Regions from separate parts of the Homo sapiens genome. Here region 2 is linked to region 1. A link is an interaction called in ENCODE POLR2A ChIA-PET data of the cell type or tissue named here. Cell type or tissue: PC-9. All regions are shown on one strand. Each heading gives the region's core, and the rest is flanking DNA. Links, peaks and the distances in the headings are about the cores only.

The links. ChIA-PET counts read pairs that join two places held together with the same protein. Peaks named below come from ENCODE experiments on the same cell type or tissue, not always from the same donor. Only the 100,000 strongest peaks of a DNase experiment are listed, where the experiment ranks them.
Region 2: POLR2A ChIA-PET joins it to region 1 with 5 read pairs; 4 of 35 experiments call an interaction of 5 or more read pairs at or near these places.

Annotation. Positions count from the first base shown.
Region 1 is chr2:11,239,940-11,250,497 of GRCh38, forward strand. It overlaps ROCK2 (Rho associated coiled-coil containing protein kinase 2), which reads right to left. Exons shown (of 33, transcript NM_004850.5): 4 at 9,722-9,859. Among named protein-coding and RNA genes, the nearest start is that of SLC66A3, 90 kb to the left of the region's middle. In PC-9, for the core only: no CTCF peak of the experiment used is centred there; a DNase peak (open chromatin) is centred at 5,572.
Region 2 is chr2:11,385,936-11,396,493 of GRCh38, forward strand. It overlaps LINC00570 (long intergenic non-protein coding RNA 570), which reads left to right and starts at 8,046. Exons shown (of 3, transcript NR_047499.1): 1 at 8,046-8,236. It overlaps LOC124907734 (a long non-coding RNA gene), which reads left to right. Exons shown (of 2, transcript XR_007086217.1): 2 at 202-375. RefSeq lists an enhancer at 3,421-4,620. In PC-9, for the core only: no CTCF peak of the experiment used is centred there; no DNase peak of the experiment used is centred there.

The DNA of each region.
Region 1 (10,558 bases), core at 842-8,841:
TTTTATTATAAAGGATGCACACAGGACAAAGTGTGGAACAGATTACAGAGCTTCTCCACCCTGTCTGTGTAGAATAAAAGTGCATTTCTCTCCTGGCACCAGAACATCAATGTGTTCACCAACCAGTAAGCTCCACTGAGTGTCAGTATCCAGAGTTTCTATAAGGGCCCCATTACACAGACATGATTAATTAAATCACTGGCCGAATGATTAAACTCAATCTCTAATCCTCCCCCAATACCTCCTTCTCCCTCTCCCGGGAGGTCTGGCAGCTAAAAGCCTTAATCTTCTAATCATGTGTTTGGTCTTTTGTAGCGGTCAGCCCTCATCCTGAAGCTATCAGAAGGACACGTGAGTCACCTCACTGGTGTAACAAAGACACTCCTATCACTCAGGAAATTCCAGGGCTTTTGAAGCTCTGTGCCAGAAATGGCAACAAAGACTAGATATATTATTTATTATAACACACCATACAATGGAATACTATTCAGCACTAAAAAGGGATGAAGTATAACAAACGTTACAATGTGGATGAACCTTAAAAACAGTATGCTAAGGAAAAAGTACCAGATGTAAAAGATAACATATTGTATGATTCCATTTATAAGACCTGTCTAGAAAAAGCAAACCTACAGGGACAGAAAGCACATTAATGGTTGCCTGGGGCTCAGAGGGTAATAGGAAATGTCATTGAAGGGTACAAGTGACCACTTTGGGATGGTGGAAATGCTCTAAAATCAGATGGTAGTGGTGGTTCCACAATGCTATAAATTTCCTAAAACTCACTAAAGCATACACTTCACGCAGGTGAATTTTATGCTATGCAAATTATACCTCATAAAGTTCTATTATAAAGTTGTCTTACAAAGGTATAAAAAGTTGCATACCTCAATAAAGTTGTATAGTTATTATACCTCAATAAAATTAATTTTGAAAACTTAAATGTGCATGTTAAAATGGTAAACACAGCCACTAGAACAACAGAAAAGAGATACCGTATATATTTTCCATCAGAGTAAAGACAACTCTAAATTTACCACAGCTCAACAACAACTTTCAAAGAATCAAGTTAATCCAGAAATAATAATGTAGTTTTATTTATAAGAGAGAAAAACTGGAAAAAACCTGAATGTCCATTAATAGATGAACAGATAAATTGTCACATCTCCCTACAAGGATATATGTAATAAAAGTAATCAAAAGGAATGAAATATTGATATACATCATGGATGAATCTCAAAACAATTTTGTGGAGTCAAATAAGCCAAATAGAATGGGACTGAAGTTAGAGCAGATACTGTAGAAGAGAAGATCCATGAACTTAAGGACATAGCAAAAAAACTATACAAAATGAAGCATGCAAAGAAAAAAAGACTGGTGGGAAAAAGAGTATCAGTTACCTATGGGACAACATCAAGCAGATTACACATGTGTAACTGAAGTCTGAGAAAGGGGATAGGGGCTTAGGAGACAGAAGCTGAGACAGAAAAAACATTTAAAGAGATAATGGCCTAACTACCTCCAAGTTTGATGAACTCTATAAACCCATAATTCTAAGAAACTCCAATAAATACCAAGCAAGGTAAGCCAAGCTAATTAAAGTATTGTGTTACTGGTGGCAAGAACAGATAAATGATGCAGTGAGACACAGAACCCCAAAACAGATCTATGCACAGATGGATAAATGCATGACAACATAAGGAGTTAACATACACCAGTGGGGAACAGAAAGTTTTGTCAATATGTAATGTTGGAACAACTGAATATCCATATGGAAACACGTAAAATTGAATACTTAAGTAACACTATTAAAAAATCCATTCTGGGCTGATCATAGGTGCTATGGTCTGAATGTTTTGTGTTCCCTCAAAATTCATATGAAATCTTAATGACGGTATAACACCGTCATCCTAAGGTGATGGTATTAGGAGAAGGGGCTTTTGGGAAAATGAGTAGGTCATGGAGGTCACTTGAGCCACCTTGTTAGCATAACATGAAGTCAGCCATCATAAATGGGTTTACTGCCCTTGTAAAATAGGCCCAAGGGAGCTTATTCACCCCCTTCTACTGTGTGAGGACACAGAGACAAGGTGCCATATATAACAAAGTGGATTCTCACCAGACAACAAATCTGCCAGGACTTTGATCTTGGACTTCCCAGCATCCAGAACTTTGGGAAATAAATTTCTGTTGTTTATAAGCTACCTGGTTCATAGTATTTTGTTATAGGAGCCCTAATGGACCATGATAGGACAGATTAATAGGGAAAAAATAAAAGTCAGAAAGGTAACATAGCACAATATCTTCATGCTCTCAAGGTAGGGACAAATTTTACTGAACACAAAAGGCCATTAACCATAAAAGTTTGATTAAACTTTTACTGCATTAAAATTATGAATTACTATTCATCAAAACATACTATAAAAGGAGTCAGAAGTCAAGCCGCACAGAGGGTATCAGAGCTCAGAAAGGGAAGGAGGACCATTCACGTGTGAGGATGGGTGCCATGGGATACCAAAGCCCAAGTGAGAGAGGAGGGACGGGATTCTACCCCTACCTTGACCTTCCTTCCAGATGATGGCTGGAATTTGAGGAAACCAAGATAAGCAGAATCCCACCCTAAATCTTATCAAGTGCCACACTCACTGAAGTATGATCTTGAAGAAACTAAAATACACAGCATCCCACCTTAAATCTTACTCAAGGGAGTTAATCCTATCGCCCATATGTGCATAAGACCAGAAGAATGGCTAATCTCCACCCCTTGCCTCCTTACAATACTAAACTCCCCACCCAGGGAGGAGCTTATTCACCATTTTGTTATCATGCCATGTGTGTACTACCATGATTTCTCACTGCGCCTGCACACCTTGTGCTCCACCCTGCACATGTAATGACATTCAAGTATCTCATGCTTATTTATGTCATCATGGTTCTTAAAACAACAAAAAGACCTGTCCTCAGGGAGCCAGCTGGAGAACTCTCTCTCTAGTGCTCTCCTTTGTGTTCTAACATCAGCCATGAATAAAGCCTTGTCTGGGACACTTTCTTGCCTCATTTCACTTTCTAGTGCCTGGGACCCTAGGAACCTGTGGTTGGTAACACAAACAGGGTCCAAAGGACATCCAAGCAAAGGGGCAGCCTAGTGGGGGATATAACAGCCAAAAAGGTTGAGGAGTCAAGGGAAGACTGAGGAAATGTTCAAAACTGAAAGAAAATAAATGTGATGTGGTTTGAAACTGGATCCTCCTGCTATAAAAGACATTACTGGGACAACTGGTGAAAACCTGATTGGGATCTGAATATTAATCAGTAATGTATCAATGTTAATTTCCTCATTTTGCAGCAGCATTTTTGGCCCAAATGTAAGCGCAATGGAAATATCCATATTTCAAAATCTATTTGAACTTTCCAATCAAGGGGCTTCTTCTATCTAATCTTCAATTAGAAATGATTAACCTGTAACTATCAAAAGAAGAATTTTAAAATTTTCTGAAAACGCCTTCTCCAAGTGATAAATATGGTAAATCAAAATTATATGCTTGAGGTCAACATTAACAGTCATAAATAATGTATTAGTATGTACTCCTGATATGACAGCATGAAAATGGCACTTTAACTCTGCAGTCTTTCTCCCAAAAACCCATAACCCTAGTATAATTAATAAGAAAAACATCAGACAAATTCCTACAGAGGAGCATCCACATCCTACAGTATAATTCATGTACTCCTCCAAACTGTCAAGGTCATCAAAAACAAGGAAAGTATGAGAAACTGTCACAGCCAAGAAGAGCCCAGGAAGACACGATAACTAAATGTAATGTGGCATTCTGGATGGGATCCTGAAACAAAGAACATAGGTAAAAATTTTAAAAATCTAAATAAAGACTTCAGTTTAATGTATCAATACTGGTTCATTCATACATTTGTAATAACAGGGAAAACTGTATTGGGGATAGATAGGAACTCTATACTGTCTGCTCAATTTTTCTATAAATCTACAACTTTAAAAAACAATCATACGTTAGTGGATAATTATAGTACGTGGCAATACCTAGCTGTGTGAAAGGACATTTTCACAGATGAACATGTAAAATATTTTTACACACCAGCATTAACAGATGAGTATTTGCACTTAATTTTGATGATAGGAAACACTAATTGTGGACCCCAGTTGAGCAAACATTCAGAAAAGAATTTCATTCTTGTCATTAGTAGACCTGTATTTTTAAAATTGTATTTATTATCTCTTGAATTTTATCAATAAAAACTGTGCAGAAATTTGTTTCCTCATTATATAAATACTTATGTAATATCTTCAACTTTGCCTCTTAGGTTGCAAAGCCTAAATATTTACCATCTGGCCCTTTACCAAAAAATGTTTGCAATTCCTGGCATAAATGAAATGAGATTGGCCATGGTTGGTAATTGTTGAAGCTGGGTGAACTGTACATGGGGATTCAATATACTTTTTTCTTCTACTTTGGGATATATTTGAAATTTATCATAATACATTTTTAAAATGGAAAAATGTATCATTAGGCTGGGTGCAGTGGCTCATGTCTATAATAATCCCAGTGCTTTGGTAAGCAGAGATAGGAGGAATGCTTGAGGCCAGGAGTTCGAGACCAGCCTGGGCAACATAGTGAGACCCCAATCTTTACCAAAGATGAGCCAGGGCATGGTGGTACATGCCTGCAGTACCAGCTACTTGGGAAACTGAGGTGAGAGGATTGTTTGTGCCCAGGAGTTTGAGGGTGCAGTGAGCCATGACCTTGCCACTGTACTAAATACAGCCTGGGCAACAGAGTGAGATCCTGTCTCTAGAAAAAAGAAAAAAAAAAGAATTTTTTTCTAGAAAGCTTTGCAAGTAAGTTCATTCAAGCCTCATGAAATGAATAGTTTATATTTTATATAAACTGTATCAAAGCACAGAAAAAAGTAGTATGCTTCCCTATTATGTCTATTAGAGTAGTCTTACCGTAATAAGAAAACCAAGAGCCCATGTTTAAATAATTAAATTAAATTAAAGGTCAAATCTCATTATGCACATAGATGCAAAACTACTTAACAAAATATTAGTAAATCAAATTCAGTATCCCACTTTTAAAAATCACATTATTGCAAATAGCATTTACTTTAAATTTTACACTACTTTGAAATCTTTTTCAGTGCACTATAAAAGATTAGCATATTTCATTTGCTTACTAATTTATATTCCTTATACATTAGCAATGAAATTTATATTCCTTATACTTTGCTTGATGTATAAAATATAAATTATATTATAAATCATGTATTATTTATAAAATTATATTATAAATTTATAAAAATATAAATTATATTTTAGGCTTAATGTATAAGGAATATAAATTATTAATAAGCATATGAAAGATGCTGAATCTCGTAAGTAATCAAGGAAGTACAACTTAACACAGTTAACACCTTATTTCTCAAGCATGCAACTAGTAAAAATTTAAAATAGTTACAATATCAAGTATTTGCTAAAACTGTGGTGAAAGAGAACATCTATTGTACAAAGATAATGTAAACTTGTAAAGAAAAATTTTTTAACAAAGCAATCTGGTGCTATCAATCAAAATGTCAAATGTGCATACCATCTGACCTAGCAATCCCAATGCTAGGAATCTATTGTAAAGAAAAACTCACACATGTATAAAAGACAGACCTACAAGCACAGTTAATTACACATCAAGAGCAGCAAATGTTTAAGATAGGTCTGGAGCACCCTGTTACATCACATTGCAAGCAAGCTATCAAAGATTATTAAGGCTTCGTTAAAGGTTTCAGAAACCAACCTCATTCTGATCCCACTGGTCAAAGGTACCACAATTTGAGCATCAATAAGATATTCAAAGGACTGAAACATATCACACAGGTTTTAAGTCCATGAGTTCAAACTGATTCTCCCCCAAAATTGGTCACCCTTATTTTGAAAACTGGTAAATACAATAAAAGAATAAAGCATTTATCCTGTCCTTCCAGTGTGAACTGCACCCTGAGTAACTTAACAAGTAAACAGAGAAATATTTTTCTTCACAGAAGTATTCCAGTCACTATAACCAAGGAGGAATGATTGAACTGAAGTATCATTTGACAAATCTTAATAAATGATATATCAAGACACTGAGCACAAATAGCTGGTAACACACCAGATAACCAGACATTAGTCTTCTTATAGGTGGCCTATGAACCTGGCCTATGAAGTAGTCCTATACCGTCCCCTTCCAAAGTGGAACCTGAATCTGATCAAGCCTCTATATCTAACAACCAATTTACAAAAATACAAGTGAGAGAGAAACATGTTAAACTACACCACAAGAAGAGATCAGCAAAATCTAGGTTTCTTCAACCTGGGGACAAAAGTAAATGAAAGAAGAGGGAAACTCTCTACATTGAGAGATTTAAAAGATATACCTGAACTTAAATTTTTTTTTAATGCCAAAACTAAACTAAGGTGTTTAGGGGTACACATCTGGGTGATAAAACTACAAAGGAAAGCAAGGAAGCATTTGCCATAAAAATAACAACACTAGAAAAACACAGCAAACTGGATATATAAATGGCTTTAAAAAGACAAAGTCCTCTCTACCCGCAAATGAATAAAAGTTTTTAAAATATGTCAATATTTATCTATTGAATTCAGAAATCACCCTAATAATATATTTCTAAGAAATACAGATAGGCCCAAGATTTAACCTATTACTGTGGCTAATTTATATTAACAAAAATGAAAAGTGATATTTCTAACAAAAGTATAGTAACTGTGGGGGTATTAATACAATTAAATATTTAATAGTCATTTAAAAATAAGAGCTGAGATTTGGAAAACTGAAATAGTCCAATAAAATTAATTATAGGCATATCCAATGACTCATTAATTTCACTGCAATGTAGATTCCTAAAAGAAATGTGTGAACATATGTACCAAAATCCTTATGAAAGAACACTCAAAGCAGCATTATTCATTATAGTCAAAAAGGAGAAACAACACAAATGTCCATTAAGTGATGAATGAACGAAGTGTGGTACAACCATGTAACAGAATACTATTTAACCATAATAAGAAATTAAGTGTTGATACATGCTATAACATGAATGAATGAATGTCAAAACATTAGGCTAGGTGAAAGATGTCACAAAAGACATACATACATGTTGTGTGATTGATTTATAGGAAGCTTTCAGAATAGGCAAATCCATAAAGACATAAAATAGAATAGCAGTTGGCAGGGGCAGGGGGGCAGGTGGAATTGGGGGAATAAATGCTAATTGGTCCAGGGCTTCTTTGGAGGGTGAGAAAAATGTCCTAAAATTAGGTAATGGTGATGGTTGTACAACTCTGTGAAAATATTCAAAATCATTGAATAAAACAATAAATAAAAATAAGTCAGTCACTTTGACAAGTTTTCACAAAAGGTCAAACATTTTATACACATAAATATAATGGTGCATGGAATGTTGTTCTTTACCCAGAGAGATAAGCATATAAAGGCCACAATTATAATCGGATTTACTTTTTCAATTGTACTATGTTTCACTATTGGTTTGCTCCCTCAGATCCATTATCTCAATTACTTCAATAATCAGCAGATTTTCTTCTATCTCAATTAACACTTTATAAAGGTTCACATAGCAGAATTAAAGATCAAAGAATATCAATTTATGAAATAACCAGAAATGGCAATCCGCTACTATGAAAGCAATTTAAAGCTAAAAGTGAAACAAATACTTTACTGCAATCATTCTTTAATCAGATAAATTATCATGGTATGCAGGCCAGGCGCAGAGGCTCATGCCTGTAATCCCAGCACTTTGGGGGGCCAAGGCAGGCAGATCACTTGAGGTCAGGAGTTCGAGACCAGCCTGGCCAACATGGTGAGACCCCGTCTCTCTACTAAAAATACAAAAATTAACCAGGTGTGGTAGTGAGGACCTGTAATCCCAGCTACTCGGGAGGCTGAGGCAGGAGAATCGCTTGAATCCAGGAGGTGGAGGTTGCAATGAGCGAAGATCACGCCACTGAACTCCAGCCTGGGTGACAGAGGGAGACTCCGTCTCAAGGGAAAAAAAAAAATTATCATGGTATAGAATTTACCATAGAAGTTTTAGTTTCACTGTACATATCAGAATTTCTATTCACTGCCTACAATTTAAATAAAAAGTGGGGGAGGGAGCAGGAATGAGGATCAATCTTATAAAAAAGCAACATTAATGAGCTTCTAAATAACATGGTCAAAAGTGGGTTTTTTTTGGGGGGGGATGGGGGGAGGGGAATCTGAACTGCCTTCCACAAGCAAGGTATCAAACTCCCAGATCATTTAAGCATTCTGAACAAGAACTGGTGTATACCTAATCTTACTCAGGACACTTGTTCAAAAATGTCTGCAGATTTACTTACTAGTATAAAAAAAATGTTTACAGAAGCAAAGCTAGTGAAGAAATATAATAGTAACGAAGGCAAAGGCCAGGTGCGGTGGCTCACATCTGTAATCCCAGCACTTCGGGAGGCTAAGGCAGGCACATCACTTGAGGTCAGCAGTTCAAGACCAGCCTGGCCAACATGGCAAAAACCCCATCTCTACTAAAAATGCAAAAATTAGCCAGGCATGGTGGCAGATGCCTGTAGTCCCAGCTATTCGAGAGACTGAGGCAGGAGAACCGCTTGAACCCGGGAAGCAGAGGATGGAATGAACAGAGATTCCAACACTGCACTCCAGCCTGAGCAACAGAGCAAGACTTCATCTCAAAAAAAAAAAAAAAAAAAAAAAAAAAAAAGAAAGAATGAAGGCAAAGCAGAACCATAAATTCCTTAACCCACAGTCAAATAAAAGGCAAAATTAGGAGCCACAATATTGTAGAATTTTCTAAATGTTTATTGTAGGAAGTTTTTTGTTGTTTTTTTTCTTTTCAAGATAGGCTGATTAATGTAACATAAGCTTCTTTTTTTGTTTTAGACGGAGTCTTGCTCTGTTGCCAGGCTGGAGTGCAGTGGTACAATCTCGGCTCACTGCAACCTCTGCCTCCCAGGTTCAAGCGATTCTCCTGCCTCAGCCTCCCAAGTAGCTGGGATTACAGGTGTGTGCCACTATGCCCGGCTAATTTTTTTGTATTTTTAGTAGAGACAGGGTTTCATTGTGTTAGCCACGATGGTCTCAATCTCCTGACCTCGTGATCCACCTGCCTTGGCCTCCCAAAGTGCTGGGATTACAGGTGTGAGCCACTGCGCCTGGCCACACAAACTTTTTATTTTTTTAATGATTATACTTTAAGTTCTAGAGTACATGTGCACAACGTGCAGGTCTGTTACATATGTACACATGTGCCATGTTGGAATATTAATATGTATATATCCTTCCAGATGATTCAATGAATTTACTATGTTCCTACTATGTAAATCACAAGAATAAGTGGGTATGAAACAATGGCATACTGGTATTCAAGCCAATTCTTTATCAAGAAGAAAAAGCTGCAAGTAATACTTGCTTCCATACAACAATTTAAGTAAGTATTACATGTCATATCTATGTGGACATACTGTTTTGGAACATTAAACAAATGTTTTGAATCAAATCTCCTAAAAATAACTGCACTGTTACCATGTAAATGAAGCATAAGACTTGGCACACAAAAATCAACTCATGAATAATAAAGCACTCATAAAAAAAGGAAATAAACTTATAAAAGTTAGTATGCTTACCTGAACCACCCAGGGGCTATTGGCAAAGGCCATAATATCTCTTTCTTCCCAAAAAAAGGCAGAATCTGATCTTTTTATCATTTCAAACTTACTAAGAAGCTTCATAGCATAAACCTTCTGCGATGCCTTGTGACGAACCTGTTGATTTTTGAAAACACAAAAATTAATACTTTCATGTTATGAGAGAAAGGTAAATAGATGATACTATAATGCTATTATTAAAGACTTCAGTTACAAAAAAATGGTCCTTAGCTAATAAAAAGTAAAAGCAAAACATTTTTAATGAAAGAAACAAAGGAGAACATTTCTAACAACCTAAGTATTTCATGAAATATGTAATACTTTTAAACACTAAATTCAATATACAACTCTCTCATTTCAACTAAATGAAGGTAAATTCGTGAAGCTTCATTCTCTCATATTAATTAAGCTAACCAACTTTAAGAATGAGATATTGTTAAATAAGAAACTTAAAATATATGTCTACTGAAAAAAAACCATTTATGTAAGTAGTCTGAAAGATCAATGTATACACATCCCTCACTATCTGCCCGTAAGAACCTAATAAATTTAGATATCAAGGGATACCTATGATTTTGTTAAGTCACTCTTATTTCTCTTTAGGTGCCCTAATTAAAGGGTTTTTTTGTTTGTTTGTGTTTTAGGAAAAAAATACTACCAATGATGAGGTCATTTGACCAATTTCTATGTTTCCAATTAGACTGCAAATTTCATAAAGGCAAGAAGATTGTCTATTTTTGACCACCCTTTTAATTCCAAGAACATAGCAAATTGTTCACCAGAGAGCCAATAAATATTTAATGAATGATTATAACA
Region 2 (10,558 bases), core at 1,710-9,709, 150 kb after region 1:
CTAATTCACAAAGGAGAGCCCTCTGTTAGGGACTGAATTGTGTCCCTCCAGCTCCCAAATTCATGCTCTGAAGTCCTGATCCCCAGGACCTCAGAATGTGACCTAATTTGGAAATAGGGTTGTTTCAGATGTGATAAGTGGAGATGAGGTCATCTTGGAGTCGGGTGGGTGCCTCATCCAATATGCCTGGTGTCCTTACAGAAGGGGGAAATTTGGACACAGACATACACAGAAGGACACCGTGTGAAGATGAAGATGGCCACCTGTGAGCCAAGGAAAGAGCCCTGGAATGAAGCAACGCTGCCTACACCTTGCCTTCAGATTTCTAGCCTCCGGAGCTGTAGGGAAATAAATTCCTGCTGTTTAAGCCCTTCAGTTTGTGGTGCCTCGATACGGCAGCCCTGGGGAAATGGATACAGCCTCCATTCCACTTTCCCACTTCCGACCCTTCTTCCCCATCTCTCTTCACTGCTTGCAAAGCCAGAAATAGCACAGGATGGTGAGTCAGGACTGGCACTGCTCAAGAGCACTGCCAGCCACACCCCGGCCGCCTACCCCCACGATTAAGAGAAAGCACAGGGCAGTGCCATGGACTGGGACTCCGACCCCCACTCAACCAGCCACAATGGCCTGTGTGTCTTTAACAAGTTACCAGCCCTCTCTGGGCTTTAGTTTCCTTGGCTGTAAAATCAGGCTGCTGCTTGGGATTTTCAACTGTTCTGTTTATAACATAGCATTTTTAGGTCACCAGAAATAAAAATATTCTGCTTGCCTCCCACTTTCAGCAAACTTGGGTGGCAAAGATGACTTCAATTCTTCTAATTATCAGAGCCACAAATGGCTCTGTCTCATCCTCAAGATGAGTTTGGTTTTTATGTTTTAATCTGAGCTCTGCCCATTTTGCAGATAGTTATCTGTGAGGCTGTCTGTGTGTGTGTGTGTGTGTGTGTGTGTGTGTGTGTGTGTGTGTGTGTGTTGGATTGCTTGTAGTAGCTGCTTACTTGATTTCACAAGGATGCTGTCTGACCAGGGTCTCTCAGAATGACTGAGTCCAGGTGGACCTTGGCCAGATTTGAACCAGCACCCAAGATAAAGTATTTAATTCTTCTCTATCTCTAGACCAAGGGTGATGGAAATCATCAGACACCAAGCAGCTCATGCGTTCCAGAGGTTTCAGGACTGAACGTTGGTTCTGTGGTTCCCCGTTTGGCATCTGGCTTTCATTAGGCCATAAAAAACAGTTTACGGCCCTTCTGGTTGGAACAATAACTTTCACAGTATCCGTAGTGGCTGAGTGGTTATCAGAGGAAGAAAGACCACTAGCAGTCTGCGTCCTTGCTGTCTGTCATGGGCGGTGCCAGCCTACGTGTTAACCTATTCATCTCGCTTCAACCTTACACGGGTAGGTATTGGGACTGCCATTTTTAGATTTGGCTCAGACAGGCTTAGAGATTTTACCAAGGTCACATAGCCAGCAGAGCCTGGATTCAAATTTAGGCTTTCTAATTCCTCAACCAGCATCTTTTTTCTTTTTTTTTTCTTTTTGTTGAGACAGAGTTTCACTCTTGTTGCCCAGGCTGGAGGGCAATGATGCGATTTCAGCTCACTGCAACCTCCGCTTCCCGGGTTCAAGTGATTCTCCTACCTCAGCCTCCCGAGTAGCTGGGATTACAGGCATGTGCCACCACACCCAGCTGATTTTGTATTTTTTAGTAGAGATGGGGTTTCTCCATGTTGGCCAGGCTGGTCTCAAACTTCTGGCCTTCGGTGATCCGCCCACCTCAACCTCCCAAAGTGTTGGGATTACAGGCGTGAGCCACCGTGCCCAGCCAACCAGCATCTTTGTTTAAAAAAATCTTACCTAGACAATTTTGGTGAGAGTTTTACTTGTTAAAATTTTATTTGAGCTCCTATGCCTCTATAGACTAGATGCCTGGCACACAGTGGGGAGTAAAATACTTCTGTGTTTGAACTGTTCCACTATCTACTCTGGACAGGAACTGTGTTTATCAAGTGTTTGGCAAAGGGATAGTGTATATGGGCGCTTTGTACATATAGGTTCAATGTTAAAAGTAAACATGGGCACATTAGGATTTTAACAAGTTTATTTGAACATTAAGCTCAGCAATTCATGTATCAGGCAGCACCCGACTGCTAGCTGTTCAGGATTCCGTCGAGGCCACGCAAGGGGAAAACCTTTATAAGGTGTTTGCACAACGAAGACAAATAAAATATTTGATTAGTTAAAGTGAAAAGCCTGTAGTTAGAGATTCGCTGGCAGTTTGCGATTGGTTAAGCATAAGTTTCATTTTACTCTTTTCACTGAGTTGGGCTTTTCTTTGCTTAGGAACCTGAGGTGTTGGAGCTCTCTCAGCCTAATAGCCTCCCCACTAATTCTAATAAAAAGAGGACAAGCAGCTGCAGCCAGTACAGCAGCCTGCACCAGGATCTGGCTTCCTGTAGTTTCCTCCGAGTGGTTTCTGTTCTGCCTTCTGCAGGGGGTACCTTAGGTGGACACTGTGATGTGTCACCCAGACGCCCCTTCGCCAAAAAACTTGCTTCCCTGGCTCGTGGGAATGCTGTCTACAGACAAAGCTGTCAGCCCCTTCAGGATTTGCCTCAGCTGCAGAGAGCTGGTTGGCCCAAGGTCATGCCCTTTTGGGGTGGCCCACATCCAATGGGGAAGGTATAAGGGCTTGGTCAGCTGGGCTCACCAGCTGTGAGGGCCATTCTAGCTTCTGGGCTTTCTGTGGTCAGCGAGTCTGTCATTGGGCCTCACCTTCTCCTTTTGCCCAATCCTGCTTCCTTCCTCCCTCTTTTCCAGGGCAGGTGCAGATGGCACTCCTTAACAAACATCCTGCCTATAAACGACCTGTACCAGCTCCTCCCTCCCACTCCTTCCTCGAGACAGTCCTTCAGAGGCAGGAAAGGTGGCCCTGCACCCCTGAGCCTCCTCCCTCTGAGCCCCATGACCTTTGGCCTGGTGCTGACTTCTTGATGGGCCGTCATCTTGGGCACTTTCCTGAGTGCTTCTGAATCCCCATCCTGGAGGGTGGTGGGGATGGATGGCTGGTTTTCTGGGGCAATCCCCAAACCCTGGGCTTTTCTCATTGATTATGGTGACTATCACAGACAGCTTCCAGCATAGAGGGAAGCATTGCTTGCTGCTTCCACAGGAACTAATTTAGTCAGAAACCCTAACCGCGGCAGGCAGTACATGGGTGCATTTCATATTTTGCTTTCCAGATCTTTCCTGCACCCGGAGGGCATTGAGCTTATCAGGCAACAGTGAAAACCAGTAACTGCTTAAATGCGGTTGCTGAGGCTTCGAAAAGTGGTGTCAGTCTGCCTTTGCAGAGGTCCCTCTGCTGAGGAGGATCTGCTATGAGAAAAGGTCATGATAATCCCTTTGCTCAGCATGTGAGAGTTTCTTTATTATTATTTAAACGAAAGCCTGAGGAGTAGAACCTTGGTTAATCAAATTCTTTCAACGTATCGCAGCACAGCCCTGCCCTTCATAGGCCATCTCCCTTCTCTTGGTGGCAAATAGTAGAAATAAACTTGACCTAGTTTAACGACAATAACAAAATCCAGAAGGAAGAATGTATTTTAAGGTATTTCACCAAACCCAAGGTCAGAAATGCTCCCAGGACCCAGAAAGGATCAGACACATGATCTGGGATATCTGTCCCTGAATTCTGCATCTGTGTATTCGTGCGTGCGTGTGTGTGCACTTGTGTGAATGTATGTGCGCATGCGTGTGTGTCTTTCCCTGGATCAAGTGCCTGGATCAAGTGGCCAATGGCCAATTCTGCATTCCAAGCTTTATATATAAACATTTTAACCACATCAAGATACTAACTAAACTCTCTCTTGGACTCAATCCCAAATTCCTAGGAGATACAAGTTCATTGGCGGGTTTTGGTCACATATTAACTTTCCATGCTGTTAGGCAGGGGCACCAGGGAGGACCATGCAATCCAAACCTGCAGCCAGGGACCCACCCCTGTGGCTGTGACCAATGGCCCCAAGATGGGCACTCCCAGACAGCCCTGCAGATTTGAGCCAGGCAGCTTGCTTTGCTGTCTGGCCTAGAGAGTGATGATTCAGCTGAAGACTAAAATAATTACCTGCGTGTGAGGCAAGCAAGAGCCTGCACTGACGTCAGCAACACATTCCTGAGCTCACCTTGTCACAGAACCCTGTGCAGCCCGATTCCGCCACGGGGCATCCACCCCAATGGGGGACTAACGAGAACGGTGATGAGCTCGTCTGTGTTTAATAAGAAAGGCTACCACGTGTTGAATGACTTCTAACGTACCAGGTGTTATACATACAGCACCTCTCAGCTTCGCAAGGAATCTGTCAAGAGATAGCATTACGTGCCCCTCTTACAGATCAGGAAAACTGATGCTCAAAGAGGTTAATGAAGTCATCCAAACTCACATTTTAGAATGAAGTGGGTGGAATTTAGAATTTGATTATAAATCAGGTTAGTTCTAAAGCTGGTAAGTCTTCCGAGAATGATGATGTGTCACCTTCTAAATAACGACTAGATCACACAAGTGAAACTTTAATAATGTGTAAATTGTATGATTGAGGAATGCTGGGAGAGGTTACATGATGCAAAAACCACTCACTGAAACGTGAAGCCCTCTGTCAGTCACCGGCAGCCCAGCCTTCAGTGGAGACTAATTCCCAGTAATCACGGAATGGGGAGACTTCACTGAATTTGCTCAGTCTTCCCTTTTTGTGCTTCTTAATTGCTTTGAGAATCATCTAGATGCTTGTGTGGCCTTGGTCCAGGCCTATGGTGCAAACCAAGTGACATGGGGCAGGAGTAGGGGCTGATACTCTGCTTTCAGGGTCTCTGATCGAGGTGAGGAAAGCAGGCCCAGCTGGTGGCCAAGTGTATACCATTCGAGGGGGGGGTGTAGGTGTGTGGTGAAAAGAGCACTGAACTCTGGGTCCACATGCCTGACTTCTCACTCCAGCACCAGCTCTTGACGATGGTGGGACTCAGGCTGACCCACTTACCAACCCTGACCTCCAGCTTCCTCATCTCCAAGATGGCCTTATTTTTATTTATTTATTTTTTTTGAGACGGAGTTTCGCTCTTGTTGCCCAGGCTAGAGTGCAATAGTGCCATCTCGGCTCACTGCAACCTCCGCCTCCGGGGTTCAAGTGATTCTCCTGCCTCAGCCTCCCGAGTAGCTGGCATAATAGGCGCCTGCCACTACGCCCGCCTAATTTTTGTATTTTTAGTAGAGACAGGGTTTTGCCATGTTGGCCAGGCTGGTCTCGAACTCCCGACCTCAGGCGATCCATCCGCCTCGGCCTCCCAAAGTGCTGGGATTACAGGTGTGAGCCACCACGCCTGGCCCAAGATGGCTTTATTAACCTGCCTTGCCTCCCTCTCTGCACTGTACTGACACGGGTTATTAGTCTGTAATAGCAATAGTTACCATGTAATCATCATGGTTCAAATTGACTCCCACTCACCACAAGCTAAGCACTTCACATTTCCTTTCCTCATAACCCTAACGAGTTGATCCTATGATTAGCCCCATTTTACAGATGAGGCAACAGAGCCTGAAGGGTGAAATAACATGCCCCAGACCGAGTGTGCCTGGACCCACAGTCCGAACAGAGCACTGCCTCACTGGCCCTGAGAGTGTCTGTCATCTGGAAGGTTTTGCTATTATTGTCATGCATGGTCCTAATCCAGGCAGCCCAGGATGTGAGCTAGGCAGGGTAACTGGTGTGGGGAACAGATCCCTGGAGCCCTGCCGCCTCTACCTTCCCGGTATCACCAAGGAAACCACAGCGCCTTTGTTGTTGCCATGGCAACCATCTAAACTCTCTCTTTCCCTTGGTTTCACCATGGAGACAGCCAACGGGAAAGAAGTTCCTGAGTGGGAGGCAGTACAGCAGGGAGAGGTGAGAACGCGCCTCCAGGAACCAGGACTGGAAATTCCCACTCTGCTGAGGAATGCAGAGGCATTCCTGGAGCTGCACAGAAGTACATTGTCGAAGCCGGGATGTCCCTGGGGAAACATAGGTTGAAAGAATTGTTTTCTGAATTTATTTCTAGAGGTTGCCTTTCCTGTAGTCAGCCATTGTCCAAACCAAAGGAAATTCCCAAATTTTCATATCTCACAGATGCTGAAATTCTACTCGGCCAGGTCTTTTCCCTGTCTAATTTTGCTTCCAACTTGCTGGATGACATTGGGTAACTCAAGTACATCTCCCCAAGCAAGTGTCAGATGAATCTGACAAGTTACACCAATGGCATTCAGGCCTCCAGACTTCTAGGCCAGGATAAGTTCTTTAAGAAAACACAAGGTTCCAACCCAGGGTTGCCACACTTTTTAAATTTCTATTTTTTTAAGACAGAGTCTTGCTCTGTCACCCAGGCTGGAGTGCAGTGGCACATTCTTGGCTCACTGCAGCCTCCGCCTCTGAGGTTCAAGCCATCCTCTCACCTCAGCCTCCTGAGGAGCTGGGACTATAGGCACATGCCACTATGCCCAACTAATTTTTGTATTTTTTGTAGAGACAGGGATTCACAGACTGTTGCCCAGGCTGGTCTCGAACTCCTGAGCTCAAGCCATCTGCCTGCCTCAACCTCCCAAAATGCTGGGATTACAGGCATGAGCTGCAACACCCGGCCACCACACTTTTACTTGGGGAGATCAGGATGTCAGAATTGAAAACTGCATTTAATCTACAGAGGCAGGGCGATGTGACAGTTAAGAGCGGGCACAAGGAAATCAGACCTGCCGAGTTCAGGTCCCAACTCTGTGACATGCTGCTGTGTGACTTGTACCAGTTTGATCTCCCCTAGCCTTAGTTTATTCAGAAGAAAAAGTGGGTTAATAATTAGGCCAGGCGCAGTGGCTCATGCCTGTAATCCCAGCACTTTGGGAGGCTGAGGTGGGCAGATCACGAGGTCAGGAGTTCGAGACCAGCCTGGCCAACATGGCGAAACCCTGTCTCTACCAAAAAATACAAAAATTAGCTGGGTGTGCTGGTGGGTTCCTGTAATCCCAGCTACACAGGAGGCTGAGGCAGGAGAATCACTTAAACCCGAGAGGCGGAGGCTGCAGTGAGCCAAGATCACGCCACTGCACTCCAGCCTGGGTGACAGAGCAAGACTCCATTCCAGAAAATAAATAAATAAATAAATAAACAAATTAGCCGGGCATGGTGGTGTGTGCCTGTAGTCCCAGCTACTTGGGAGGCTGAGGCAGGAGAATCACTTGAACCCAGGAGGCGGAGGTTGCAGTGAGCCAAGATCCCGCAACTGCACTTCAGCCTGGGTGACAGAGACTCTGTCTCAAAAAAAACCAAAATTGTGTCTTTCTCTTAAGGTTCTTATGGTGATTGAGATACACTGTGCAAGGCTTTTTAACACAATGCCCAGAACATGGCAACACTCAATAAATACTAGCAAATATCACCACCATTATTTCCATCATTTCACTGAAGACATTTTAACAACAGAAAAATATATATCTTGGCCAAAATGATAGTTTAAATTGCATGCATTGAGCTTTTGGAAGTGTCACTCATTGATTCTCTGTTTCTTCAGGGTGGACCTAAGAATCCCTGGATTCAGTGATCTTGGGATTCTTTCTGCTCTAAGACGCAACGCTTTTGGGGTTGTTAACAGCCTTGATTAGCAAAGGAATGTTCATGGCCCATGGCTAAAGATAAGTGATAAATCAGGTGCCCTTAGTGGCCATCCTGAACTTGGATTAGACTCCGACTCTGCACAGAGACCTTTCATGCAGGGCTGGACTATTTCAGGAAATCAGAACCACAGATATGTAATCCTTCCCTACTCTCCTCCTTGTCTCTGTTGGTGACGTCAGGCTTCAGCTACACTAGCCGTTAACTGAGGTCCGAGGGTCCTGGCCTGGGATCCGGAGCCCCTAACTGCCTGTTCTGCCTTCCTGCAAAAGCTGGTTGTTTGGGCCAGTTGGTTTTTGGTTTCTGTGCGGCCACTCCCACCCCCACCCCAGCTCCCTGACCACGGGCTGCGGAAGAGTGGGACGTTATGGAACCTTCTCAGCTTATTCAGAGAGGCTTCTTCTTCCTATTTAGTCTCCCTCTGGCTTTCCCTGCTGGGATCTGGGTGGTAGAAGCAGCAGGGGGATCAACGAACAGGCTGAGCGCCAAGAAGCCTGAAGATTCCAGAATCTAGCGGGAAAAGCATTCAGAGTCAGAATGAGTAAGCAACTTCATCTCCTGGCCTTTACTTTTCTGTAAAACAGAGGCAATTCTATCTCCCTCATGGATGTGATAAAATAATACTTTGACTAGTAATAATAATATTCATTCAGGAGTGGATCTGGGTGTTGTGGGGCCTGAAGCTTATTCAGTGTGGAGGGTCCTTTTTAAGAAAGAAGAATACAAATTTACAAACACATCAAATATAAAAGGGGATATTTACTTAGGAGAAAAAAATCACAACAAATTACAATTAAAAAGAAAAACTGGGCCAGGCACAGTGGCTCATGCCTATAATCCCAACACTTCAGGAGGTGGAGACGGGCAGATCACTTGAGTCCAGGAATTCCAGACCAGCCTGGGCAACGTGGTGAAACTCCACCTCTATAAAAAATGCAAAAATTAGCCAGGCGTGGTAGCACACGCCTGTAGTCCCAGCTACTCAGGAGGCTGAGGTGCGAGGATCACCTGAGCTTGAGAGGTTGAGGCTGCAGTGAGCTGTGATCACGCCACTGTGCTCCAGCCTGAGTAACAGAGTGAGATCCTGTCTCAAGAAAAAAGAAAAAAGAAAAACTGAACAAATACTACAAATATCACAAAATCTAGAAAAATAATGTACTACATTTTATTAATTGTCTTCTATGCTTCTAATACCTTTTTCCTACATTTTTTGGCTGCATGCATTTTAGTAGCTTCTTCCTATGGCAATGGTTTTGTGGTAGTATTTTCTGTTTCTATAAAGAGATTATAAAGTTAATTCAGTCTTTTCCTTAGCACAGTTGGTCAAAATTTGTTTTTTATTATTGATGGCTTCAACTAGGTATCAATGACAAGCAAATTCTCTGCTTGCAATTGCCATTACATATTCATGATTGGAAGCATTTCCTTCAACCTTGCCCTGCCTTGCTTCATCCCCACAAACCCATCCTTTTACAGCCAGAATGCATTTGTTTCAGTGTGACTTTGAGCACTGCACTTTCTGTCATGATGCCTGGTGAGTGGGCACCACAGGCCTCAGGAGGATTTCTAGAAACCACTCTTCCACCAGGATGGCTAGCAACAAGCTGATGAAAGTGATTTTGAAATGCATCAGTATATCCCATTTACCCAAATAAATGAATCTCCAGGCCAGGCCTACTCCTAACAAATGCATAGCCCAGGACGAGACTAGAAAGGAGGTCCCCTTTTCATATGTTTAAAATAAATTCCTGAAAGTCATCAATCACGCTAACAAACCGTTAAATACACTGTGTCCCATCCTTCTACCCTGACAATTTGAAAGGCCAGATTCAAATTTAGAATTCTCAGAATCCTGGGTTCCATCGGGAATGTGTTGTGTGGGGAAAGCTGGCCCTGCCCCCTGGCTGGCTGCCGGTTCTCCTTCTCCAGGAGGAAGCACTTTGCAGCCTGAGGGCTGTGGCACGTGTGTGGATAGCCCAGGCTCATGGCTAAGATCGACCATTCCCGTGTACACAGCATTTTGGCAGCCCCTCAGGCCTGGGGTTGCACACCAGTGTGAGCCGGCCTTTGGGAGGACGTGGGCAGCGGTCCTGACGGGCCCTGGTAGCATGACTGATGTTGGCAAGGGTCTCTGGGCCTGGAGTATCAATCCAGGTCTTCTGATAAGCAGATCCAGGAATGGAATTGGGGATGCAAGAGGGTTCCTGAGGAGAGACATTTTTGAAAGATAAAAAGTGACAGAGGAGGGTTGGTTGGGGAAGGCTTCAGATCACAATGCTGATCTGAAATGTGTCGAGGGCAAAAATGGGCAGGGAGAGCCCCACACTGTCCTGGAGATCATTTACAATGTGGTCAACCCGATGGGCAGTTCTGGTGCAGACTGCCCATCAGAGGGGTCCTGCTTTGGGCATAGAAAGCTCCCAGCATGCTCACTGCTGGCCGGGCCGCCCAGGAGGGGCTGTAGTGAATTGTGAAGGGGCTTCAGCTGGATGCTGCCAGCTAACTACTCTCCTTGCCGCTGACCAGCAAGTTCCTTCTGGAAGGGAGATCTGAGCCACACTCCTCCCTGACTGCCACGGTGCACAATAGCCAGATTGGCTTTAGTAAGTGGGAGTTCATGCTGCTGGGCCCATATGTCATCTCTGCTTCTGCCAGTTCATAGCTCATGGCATATGCTAGCTGACATCCGTGGCTGAGCTATTTTGCCTACTTGGCTATTTCGTGCCCCTTTCGTGACTAACGCTTTCAGGTAGTTGATATATAATGCAAAGATCACCATTCTTTATGTCAATTTCCATATATCCATGAACTGCCTCTCCCCCAGACCTCCTGGTCTCTGATCATTCATTCTTCTAGGCTGGCC